Linked DNA regions of Homo sapiens: all the other regions are linked to region 3. The links are chromatin contacts, found by Hi-C or POLR2A ChIA-PET in ENCODE. All regions are on one chromosome and are shown on one strand. Each heading gives the region's core, a stretch centred on a gene start or an enhancer-like site at or near the end of the contact. The rest is flanking DNA. Distances are from core to core; before and after follow the strand shown. Region 1 holds the start of CCDC158 (coiled-coil domain containing 158). Region 2 overlaps SHROOM3 (shroom family member 3). Region 3 overlaps SCARB2 (scavenger receptor class B member 2). Region 4 has its middle 15 kb from the start of ART3.

Evidence for each region. Hi-C counts contacts between places; a loop is a spot of excess contacts on that map. ChIA-PET counts read pairs that join two places held with the same protein, here RNA polymerase II (POLR2A). Pooled maps may share reads with other maps.
Region 1: a pooled map shows a loop between it and region 3 (2.3-fold over the local background). The contact joins the promoter of CCDC158 here to the enhancer-like site in region 3. A Hi-C loop is called at or near these places in 14 of 168 maps with a recorded cell type or tissue (MCF 10A, PC-3, Right ventricle myocardium inferior and 10 more), 16 of 37 single-sample maps with no recorded cell type and 24 of 50 pooled maps.
Region 2: a loop to region 3 is called in a map with no recorded cell type, with 16 times the contacts of the local background. The contact joins two enhancer-like sites. A Hi-C loop is called at or near these places in 6 of 37 single-sample maps with no recorded cell type and 4 of 50 pooled maps.
Region 4: a map with no recorded cell type shows a loop between it and region 3 (9-fold over the local background). The contact joins two enhancer-like sites. A Hi-C loop is called at or near these places in 17 of 37 single-sample maps with no recorded cell type and 5 of 50 pooled maps. POLR2A ChIA-PET finds 5 or more read pairs at or near these places in 2 of 52 experiments (activated B cell and activated T-cell).

Annotation. Positions count from the first base shown.
Region 1 is chr4:76,419,756-76,422,455 of GRCh38, reverse strand. It overlaps CCDC158 (coiled-coil domain containing 158), which reads left to right and starts at 1,315. Exons shown (of 25, transcript NM_001394954.1): 1 at 1,315-1,491.
Region 2 is chr4:76,448,016-76,450,715 of GRCh38, reverse strand. All of the region lies in intron 1 of SHROOM3 (shroom family member 3), which reads right to left. Among named protein-coding and RNA genes, the nearest start is that of SHROOM3, 14 kb to the right of the region's middle. Within about 2 kb of position 1,300, at least 3 of the 41 ENCODE cell types and tissues checked have a DNase peak (open chromatin) inside an H3K27ac peak, as active enhancers do.
Region 3 is chr4:76,198,397-76,201,096 of GRCh38, reverse strand. All of the region lies in intron 1 of SCARB2 (scavenger receptor class B member 2), which reads left to right. Among named protein-coding and RNA genes, the nearest start is that of SCARB2, 14 kb to the left of the region's middle. RefSeq lists enhancers at 987-1,046, 1,067-1,256. Within about 2 kb of position 1,321, at least 15 of the 41 ENCODE cell types and tissues checked have a DNase peak (open chromatin) inside an H3K27ac peak, as active enhancers do; they include dorsolateral prefrontal cortex, heart right ventricle and sigmoid colon, where a contact is called at or near this core.
Region 4 is chr4:76,058,517-76,061,216 of GRCh38, reverse strand. It overlaps a transcript of ART3 not described here. Among named protein-coding and RNA genes, the nearest start is that of ART3, 15 kb to the left of the region's middle. Within about 2 kb of position 1,341, at least 4 of the 41 ENCODE cell types and tissues checked have a DNase peak (open chromatin) inside an H3K27ac peak, as active enhancers do.

The DNA of each region.
Region 1 (2,700 bases), core at 66-2,565, 220 kb before region 3:
CATATATGTGGGTGTAGATAATTTCATGCTACACTAATTAACACACCTTTTAATTAAAGACGTTGAAAAGAAAAAAACCTTTTTGTGTGTGTCCAGGGTACAAGCACAAAATGAGACACCAATGGAAACCATGTATTAGGTATGGAAAATTTTTATGTCATTGAACACTCATGTTTTGATAGAAAAAAGAAAAAATTAGAAATTGCTTTTTGTCCAACCACAAGACCTAAATTATTTACCTTTCTATGTAATACTTATGGTTTCACTTCCTGTTAAAAATGCTCGATTCTATAGCTAATCCTAGATCTCTATAAGCCAATAAATGGATTAACTACAAAGATATGATAAACAATCTTTAATGGCATTTAATCTATTTTTATTAAAATTTGTAGCTACATTATTTAATGTAAGACTTACTAATATTTCTAATCAACTTATACATAAAAAGTTATTTGCTGTAGGTGTCTGCACAATGTGATTGCTAGCAGAATTAAATGCCTCAGGCTGCATCTATCAGACACTGGCCTTTCTGGATGCGTTCCATTTGATCGATAATTTGGGCAGCAAAATCTGATAAATTCTATATTAGAGATAATGACAGAGGGTAACTGTAGCACAGCGGAGGGAACAAGTCTCCAGAGGCAGAAGGGTCAGCTATGCCGAGAACACGTTTGAACTTGAACATTCGGGGACAGAGAAAACAGAGCTGCAAAATGTGAATTCTGTTAACTTGAAATGGTCAAATGGGAATGCCAGGAGTGGGAATGGGAGGGGGGGGTGAGGTGGGGCCGGGTGGGGGTGTCAGAGTAGGAGGCCCGGCGGGCAACTCCAGATTGGGCTTGACTCTTTGGCAGGTAAGAGCTCAGACTGGTGCGGGTCAGTGAGTTATCTGGGAAGACCACGGTGGGGACAGCTACGAGAGTGGCCCGAGGCGCTCGGGTGGGGGCAAGAGTAGGGCCGGAGACCAGTTAGGAGGCTGTGGGAGAAGCGGCAGAGGGCGCCGGGTGCAGGTCCGAACCCAGGGTAGTTTCTGGGGCAGGGCTCCAGGATTTGACTCCGGGCTGGGTACACCCCCACTCCTTAGGGCGCCCGGGCGGTGGTGGGGACTTCGACGCTCGGATGCCCCAGCGACGGCGTCCGGCGGGCGGAGTCGCAGGCGCGGGAGGGGTCCCCGCCGGGCAGCTGCCGAGCACCCCCCTCCTCCCCTCCCCCAACTACGAAGCCTCGCAGAGCGTCCTAACCGTCACCCACGCGGCTCGCGCGGACTGGGCAGCGCCCCGAGCGCCACAGCCGCGAGGAGTGACGGGCGCGGGCAGCTTCCGGCGCCGCAGCCGAGGAGGAGGAGCCGCCCCGCAGCCTCCGCGGGGCCTAGGGGCGAAGAGTGGGGAGCCGCCCCGTCCCAGCCGCCAGGTCGACGTAGGTGGGGCCGCTGCGCCCGCCGGCGCCCCGCGGAGATGTGGCCGGTGTCTTAGGATTAGGTGTTGGTTGCAGGTACAAGCGGGGCGCGGCCCGGGAGACGAGGATGGTGGGGTGGGAGTGGGGTTCTTCTGAGGACCCGGAGCGACTCGTGTTCATTTCTGGAATCTTCCGGTGCCTCGTGTTTGTTCTGCACATGGAAGATGCCCAATAAATTGTTTCTTTACTGGAATGAGCTGCTGTTGTTTTAGGGGATTGCAAGACCCCTGGGGACGGTGGCGCTGAAACCTGGACCTTGAAGAACACAGGGGCCTGCGCAAACTGATTTGATTTGTGGGGAAGAGAATCACCGAGTAACCTGCCCCAACGTGACTGCTGACTCTGTGTCTACCGCGCTGCCGCGAACAGGGGGAGGAGATGGGGAAGACTTGGTGGTAGAGAGGACAGCCTCGCATCCAAGACGGAATGGTGTTAAATGCCGGCGCAAGGGCCCTTTCAGCTTGAGCCCTGTCTTTAAACCACATGTGGGGGTCAGAGCTTTCCCTCATTATCAGCATCAATCAGCAACACAATGAGTTCTGGAAAGTCTCCATCCTTTTCCACAGCACTCTGCTCCAGGCCCCACTCAGGCTGCTCCAGGTTTTGTTTGTGCCTCATGCTGAACTCCAACGTCAGGGGAAAGTAGAAGTGAGGTCGGCTGTTGCCCAGGTTTTTTGACTGGCAACCAGTTCTTGCTGCTTCTCTCAGCAGGAGATTAAGGCGTTGTGGCCGGGTATGGCGGGGGCGTGTGGGGAAAGGACCAGGGCTTCCACATATCCCAGAGACATGCTAGGTAGGACTGTTTCTCTGTGCGGAAGCTCATCAGGTAAGGGTGCAGGAGTGCTGAGAGAGATGTGGTCCTCCTATCTCTGTACTGCGCTCATTGCTTTTAATCTTAGTGCGGTTATCTTACTTGTGTTGTGGGTGAAATGGTTTCCATGCCATAGAGTTAATATTATACTCCCAAAACAAATTGAGGACAGCAATTTATTTGTATGTATGCAAAGCCCTTACTGTTGTTGTGCATTTACAATGAGGACTTAGTTTTATCTAGTATGTTATGAGTGAGCCACTTTAGACCTCCACCATTTATTAAACAGGGCCTCTTGTGATCCACCCGTCCCCCAGCTAGATGGCCCCAAATTATATGGTAGGCTGAGCAGTGGCCACTCAAATATGTCAGGTCCTAATCCCTGAAACCTGTAAATGTTACCTTATAAGGGAAAAGTGCCTTTGCATACGTGA
Region 2 (2,700 bases), core at 51-2,550, 250 kb before region 3:
CTATCCATAGCCTTAGGCAATCTTTCATCTACTTTCTGTCCCTTTAGAATTGCCTTTTCTGGGTATCTCATATATGTGGAGTTAAATATGTTCCTTTGTGTCTGGTGTCTTTCACTGAGCATAATATTTTCAAAGTTCATACATGTTGTAACTCAGTTCCTTCTTATTGCCAAATAGTATTCCATTATATGGCTATACCACATTTTGTTTATTCAGTTGATGGGCATTTGGATTTTTTCTATTTATGAAAAATTGTGAACAATGAGGCTATGAACATTTGAGTATGAGTCTCTGTACAGATATATGTTTTTATTTCTGCTGGGTATATACTTCAGAGTAGAACTGTTGGGTGATATGGTAACTCTATGTTTAATATTTTAAGAAATGGCCATCTGTTTCTCCAAAGTGGCTGCACCATTTTACATTCCCACTTGCAATGTATGAAAAAGTATACTTTTAATCTCTCTGAAATGACAGCATAATAGGACAAACCAAGCAATTTTGACAAAAAAGAAAGCATATTTTTCTCTGCTTGGGAGATGGAAGGAGAGGAGATGATTTTCTTCTGTGCTGCTTTTTGAATCTCTTATTTCCTGTTCCACAGCCTCCCTGGAGCTAGAGCAGGCATGAATGTGTTCGGCAATCAATGGAGTTAAAACGAACACTAAGTTGCCAAGGCCTCCCTCATTATGATGAAATACCCCTCCCTGTGCTCACACACACATACAAGCTCAATTTTTAAAACCACTTGTTAATTCTTAATACAAAGAGTAAAACACTTATCTTCCTCACCTTCTATTTTTTAATAGAGCATATGTTTCTCTATTATTCACAGTTCAGACTGCTACAAAAATGCTTTAACTAAAAGAAGGAACAATGCCTTTCACATTATTATATTCAAATATGAATTTAGAAAAGAGAGGACTGGAAGCATATTTAGTTTCTCTTTAACTGCCAATTTCATATAACTGACAACATGAATTATATGACACAAAATCTATTCATTATTCTATCCATTCAAGATCAAGCTGAGGTTTAAAGCAGACTAATGGCTGTCACGTGAAGCTACTGTTTGTCAGTCTTCAGTGAACTCAAGCAAAAAACAAGGAAATTGGAAATGGACAACATAGTGAGTCAAAGAATATTCACATTGTGGGGAAGCAGCCCCTGAAGAAAAGAAGCTTCTTGTGTGGAATTTGGCAGAGGTACAAGTTATTCAAGGAAACGCATGTTAGTGTTAAAAAGTTATTCTGTTATTTCAAGGGCAGGGTAGGTCGGAAACTGTGTCATATTCTATTGCCTGCTTAGGTGTAAAACTTCACACCATTACCACATTATATTGTCAAATATTCTGGACTTAAAAAAACAGTTATGTATCCACTTTTCTTTTTAGTCTATGTTGTAGTATAAGTTGAGTAAGAAAAGAAGCAATATAAATAAAATTCTAGAAAAGAATTTCTCTCCTCAGAGATCCCCAAATGAATAATTTTCTCTATCTATTCTGTTCAAGGGGGTCACATTTTCCTTAACCCTTAACCTATAGAACAAAAGAGAACCTATAGAACAAGAGAGTGGATCCTACTCTCAGACGGGAGGGAGAAAATCTTGATTTCATTCAGAGATGCTTGATTCATTCAGAGAAATGAAGTGATGATAAAAGCAGAATGAGACTTTTCAGTCAATTCTGTGGAGAAAAGAGAAAACACACCCATCCCATGAGAGGGTGAAGACCGAAAGAGAGAACTACAAAATATCCTGTCTAGGGATGGATTTCCACTTTCCTTAGTACCCAAGAAAAGATTAAGTGTAAGATTCTATGGGATTCCTTCCGCTTGAATTCCATAGTACAGTGCAATGCTCCAAAGATCACAGATTTTGGAAACAGATAGATCTACATTAGTCTTTAGGGTCTGGCTATCCCTTAGTAAGCATTCTCTAAATGGTGGTCATCTTAGTTTGGATTTCCTCAGAAACAGACCCTGAGACAAGACTTCAAATGCAAGTAGTTTACCTGGGGGTAAAGAAAGCTGACAAGGAAGTGGGAACATGAGGTAGAAAAGGGAAGGCAGCTGACATAGATGTTTGATCAAGCCAGCTACAACTGTGGGCAACTGGAGTTGGATTCTGAAGAAATTCTAGGTGCTAGTGGAAAACATACACCTTAGAGTCATCCCATCTGAGAGATGAAAGAACTAAGCTGCTTACGTACCAACTCCAGTTGGTCATGGAGGGTTGCTCTTGGTGTCATTACTGTGGCAAAGGGCTTCCAAGCAAAGAATTGCAGATGCTGACAGCTGGAAGTCCAGCCAATGCACACAGAAATGAAGGTGAGGAAATGTGGACGGGTCAGTTGCAGTGGTATAAGAAGAAAAAACGAGAACATGCTCCTTTAGGGTGCAGTGACCTCATCTTCTGTTGTTTCCCAGTGCTGTCAGATTTTAGGCACTCAATAAATGATGTGTTGACTAAATATGATAACTAATGAATGAAATGAGTTAGCTTTAAATCTTGGCTCCATCTTTTATGAAAAACCTCTTTCCTCATATATAAAAACAAATCTCATTCCACAAAATAATAAATAAAAGAATCTAACATAGTACCTGACCCACAGCAGACTGACACATATAAATAATGCTCTATAAATAATTTTATTTATTTAAATATAAATAATGTATTTTTTTCTTTTTTATACCATGGAAT
Region 3 (2,700 bases), core at 72-2,571:
GCATAAAGTGCCTACCAGGAAAAGACAGCGACAGGTGACGCAGTTGCATCAGATCACAACAGGTCAAGGACTGTGGACTTTATCCTTTGAGCAGGGGTGGAGTATCTGTTCCCTTAGGCACTTTTGACAGGCTTCTCTGAAGCCTGAGATGGATGAAGCATTTGAAAGGAAAAAGGCTGGAGAGAGGGAGACCAGTTAGGAGCCTACATACAGTATTGTCACAGTCCAAGCCAATGATGAAATGTGCCTTGGGGTAGAAATGGGGAAGAGGAGGAGGTGAAATCAGCAGGACTTAGTGATCAACTAGGGGAGAAAATCATGAGTCCATTTTGGTCATGTTGTCTTGGAGCAGCCTGTGAGATGTTTAGATGGGGGAATTTTATCACAGATCCATGCTACTGGAAGGATCTAAATAATTTCAGGCATAAGCTGTTTGTTAGGCTGAATTACTGAGTCTTGCACATAATTTTTCACTCCCTGTTACATGCATGTTGGTTTTGTGTCCTTAGCTAAATTTCTTCTTACAGACAGGGCCTATGCCTGTTTGCAGGGCATAGTCCGGGCACATAGAAAGCTCTCAGTAGGTACATATTGGGTGATTAACTGAAAAGTATGTTTTTTAGTCCAATTATTAATTTAGCTGTTGACACTGTGAATTCACCATAGAACTTGATAATTTTCCAGTATTTTGTTTTAGTGGTAGTGCCACAGTATTGTGCGTGGAAAAATTCATTATGTTCGTCTTGGTTAAAACTAATAAGCAACAGTTATATTGTGACTCCACAGTGCCACTCTTAATATCCAGAGTCACACTGTAAAACTGATTTAAGGCCTTATGTTGCTTTTTCATTTAGTGTAACTAAGAAGACTCAGCTGATTACAAGGTTTGTCTGGTGGCTGTCATCACCACAGCAGAACCCTCGGTGAGGAAGATCAGTTGTTCCCAAGCCATGGCTTTCTGTTCAGACTGGCAAAGGGCGCCTTTGAGGGGGACACTAGCTCGTTGTATCTGGCGGAATGAATAACTTCCTGTGCCAGACAGTCCGCGGTCTTGAGGCTGAGGTTATTATTTGTTAGTTTCTCAGGCCTTCCTTTGCCGAGCAAGCTCCTGGGAGTGCACACTTGAATGCCCTGAGGATCAGAAATAGAAGGGGCAGAAATTAAAAGTTTAAGTCAAAACAGAGCCCTCTCTGGGCCATCTTGTGGCAGGAGGTTGAGGTGCTTTCTTTGGACCCATTAGCATACTGGGGCTGCGCGGCTGCCTGGAAACTCTAGAGTTGAACTCTCCCTTTTTCGGTTCCTCACCTGTGGGCTCCTTACTAGGAGCTGACAGTGACCTCACGCAGCTGCCCTAGTTTCCTTTCCTCCAGATGGCACGGGTAACACTCGAGGAAACCCTGAGAGTTCAGAGTCCAACTTATGGCTTCTCCATAGTTTCACTGTCCCTCTGGGCTAGAGTTGCCAAATAAAATAAAATACAGGACAACCAGTTAAATTTGAATTTCAGATAACAAATAACATTTTAGTATGAGTCTGTCTCGTGTGATATTTCGGTTCAGTCCGATGTATCAGTTGTTAATGTCCTGCCATATTTATCTCTCTGATGCACTTTTTCTTGAATTATTTGAAGTAAGTTGTAGATATCACACACTTTGTTCCTAAATCCTTCAGCATGCATCTCCTATGAATAAAAACATTTTTGATGTAGCCCATGCAATATTTGGGACATAATTATATTATAAAATTATTTGTTGTTTATCTGAAATACAAATTTAACTGGGTATCCCAGGTTTTATTTGCTAAATCTGGCAACTCTACCCTCAGGGTGCCATGGGGTGGCAGCTGCTGGATGGGTGAGTAAATCTGCACTCCTGGACTTGGTCAGATTTGATTTCATTTACTGGCTTTGTGACTTGGGACAGCCAGTGCCACCATTTCTTTGTCTGCAAAATGGGGATTTTTATTTTGTAGTGTCAGTGTAAAACTCAGAGATAAGGTACATTATAAAGCCCCTAGCATAGCACCTGACTTTAGCAGACTCACAGTAGATTGCAGCTGGCGTGGCAGTAATGGTAACTGAATAGTAACTGCCATTCTCTGAGCTGAAAGTGAGAAAATAAAAATAAAGACACACTGTTTTAGAAATGTTAGCAGCTGTATTTACAACTTCCCTCTGTTCTCTCATTCCCCATCTCTCTTCCTACTTAGTGCATTCGCATGAGCACACACACACACACACACACACACACACACACTCACTCACTCTCCAGCACGTGATCTACTCTGGGATTGACAGAGGGTTTCCTGACAAACATCCAACTTGTAAGGTGGAGGAAAAGAGACATATGAAAGCAGCAGGAAAAGCCACCACTCTTGAGGGCAAGATTTGAAGGGAGTAAAAGGGGCTATGAGGATTTGTCTGAGTGCTGGTGACTCAACTAAGAAGTGGCCAGGCAGAGAAGGGCTGTGGGGGTGGAGGGAGACAGAGGAGAAGCCCCAGCTGTAACATGGTCTGGGTTGGTTATGACTCTGGCATGCTGCCAAGGACAGTTTTTATTGTTCTTGTTTTTCATTTGCTTTGTTTCATTAAGAAGTCAAATGTACTAAATGTTTATTTCTATCCTGAAAGTTGGAGGAACAAGTTCAAGTCACACTGTTTACGCATGTCAGAACAGCCAGGTTTACCCTTCTTTCTGGTAA
Region 4 (2,700 bases), core at 92-2,591, 140 kb after region 3:
TCAATGTAATGAGTTTGAGGTTCCAGCCAGATACTGTAGAGAAGCTATCCAATAGGCAACTGACTAGTTCAGAGAAAGATCTGAGATAGTCATTTAAATTTGAGAGTCATTAGCTGCAATAGTTTGTTACTGTTGCTGTGCAAACTATCATGACTTAGTGGCTTAAAATAATACACATTTCTTATCTTAAAGTTCCTAGATCAGAAGCCTAACATAGATCTCTGTAGGCTAAAATCAAAGTGTTGGCAGGGCTAAGTTACTTTCTGAGAGTCTAAAAGAGAATCAATTTCTTTGCTCATTCGGGTTGTTAGCAGAATGCAGTTTCTTGAAGACTTAAGATTGAGACCTGTGTTTCCTTGTTGACTGTCAGCTGAGGGCTATTCACAGACTCCAGAGGCCACCCACATTCCTTGGTTTGTGGTCCACTTTCTCCATCTTCAAAGCCAATAACAGCAAGTGGAATCTCTCATAATCAAATACCTCCTGCCTCTTCCACTGCATCTCTCTAACTGACTGCTCTGTCTTCCTCTTCCTCTTTTAAGTGCCCATGTTATTACAGTGGGTCCACCCAATGTATATATGTATTTTGAGGTCCATAATATAAGTCCAGTGTTCCTTTTGCCATGTAATATAACATATTCACAGATTCCAGGAATTAGGGCATGGAAATCTTTGGGGAATAATTATTCTGCCTACCATGTTAGCCAATAGGTGTGTAGGCTTGCAGATAGAGAGCATAATACCCTAGAGAACACTAGCATTTAGGTGCAGAGAGAGACAAGATTTCAAGAAGGAGATTGAGAAGGAGAATAAGAAGCCTCAAGAAAAGAGATTTTCATGAGAGAGAAAACAGTTGATTGTCACAGCCAAAATAAATCAAACTGATATGAAATAAGGGTTCTTTGGGCTTGGTTATATATTACCAATGTACTTATGATATCAGTAACTTAATCAGTAACTTATGATTCCACAATATTCTACAACAGTATTATGTTCCAAAATAGAAAAACATCTGACATCAGTAGGTTAAGAAGAAAATAGGACAAAGGCTTGAATTTGGGGTATCTTACATGTTAATTAGACTTTATAAACCAGGAACTACGGAAATGAGTTTTTTAAGACCTGACTCCATGCAAGGCAACAGGATGAGATGGAAGATAAATTAGACAAGGTTCCTTGCCCTGGAGGGACCTCTCAGACTGAACAATCACCCTTACCATTTGACATCTATAGGAAAGTAGGTTCTGATTTCCTAACCAGTGACTCACAAACAGATTTCTTCCATATAAACCCACAACATCCTCTTTGCTAATTCTATGTGTTAGTGTTACATATCTAACTTATATTTGGCCAGTGGTTTATTCTGTATTCTTCATCTCTGTGAGACATGTACAAACTTGATAGTTCTCCAACTTGTGTTTATAAAGTTTGCCTGCTTTTTCTCTTAAGTAAATCCTCCTGTGCTTAATGCTACTAAACTTTACTAATTCATTTCTCTAAATTGTCAGAGTCACTTGTTACTTTAATTTAGTTGTCCATACAAATTGGGATTGCCTGAATATGTAATGAGAGTACTGAAAGGACATTTCTTTTTCCTTTAAGCTACCTACAAGGAGGAAAATTAGTTGAGAACATATTTAAGAAAAAAGCCACTTAATTACAGTTTTTTTTAGTTAAAGAAGAAAGGTTCAATTCACAGCCTTTTAAATGCAAGACCAAGAAATAAACTTTTAAAAATAAATTTAACAGATTTTTTAAAAAATTCAATTCCATATTATAGTCAATTAAAAAGTAAGGATAGAGAAAAGGACTGGAGATGCAAATAAAGCTCAGGAAAAAAAAAAGAAAAAAAAACAAGAGAAAATAACGAGAAGACAGCAAGAAAACAAAATTGATCTTTGGACCTTGCAAAGCAAATATCTGCTATTAGATTCTTCCCCTGCCCCACCAATCCAAAGGCAACCAAAAAGTCTGTTAAATTAAGTTTAGCCTAAAGCTGTCTCTTTACATATTTTAAGTTCAGTCTAAAGGTTTCTCCATACATTGTGAACTATAACCTAAAGGTTTCTCCATACATTGTGAACTATAACCTAAAGGTTTCTTCATACACAGTGAACTGTAACCTAACTGGATGTGTAAACAGACTGTAATCTACTCTTGTGCCAATCACCAAGTTTCAGCCAATCAAGGACAGCCAGCTGTTCAACCTATGCTCAGATAAGGCAAACTTCAAGCTGTAATCAATCCAGCTGTTTCCGTACCTCACTTCCATTTTCTCTACGTCACTTTCCTTTTTCTATCCATAATCTTCTTTCACCACACAGAGCTCTGGAACCTCTCTATTCTGGTTGAGGGGCTACCCAATTCACAAATCATTCTTTGCTCAATTAAGCTCTGCTAAATTTAATTTGTCTAAGGTTTTTCTTTTAACAAGCCACAATTCCTGCTGTTTACAAATTTTAATTCAATGCACAGAAAAAAAAATACCCTATGGAATGAAAAACAAGCTGCTTCTGCAGCAAAGACTACAGGTTTGTTGTGTTTGTGTGTATGTGTATAAATAGATAGGAAATTCCTGTTACTTTTCTCACCTCTTAAATATTGGTTTTCTTTTTTCTTTTTGGCCTAAGAAACAGAAAGACAGAAATGAATATATCTAAACATATGAATCAGCAGTGATTGATTCCTAGAATTATGAAG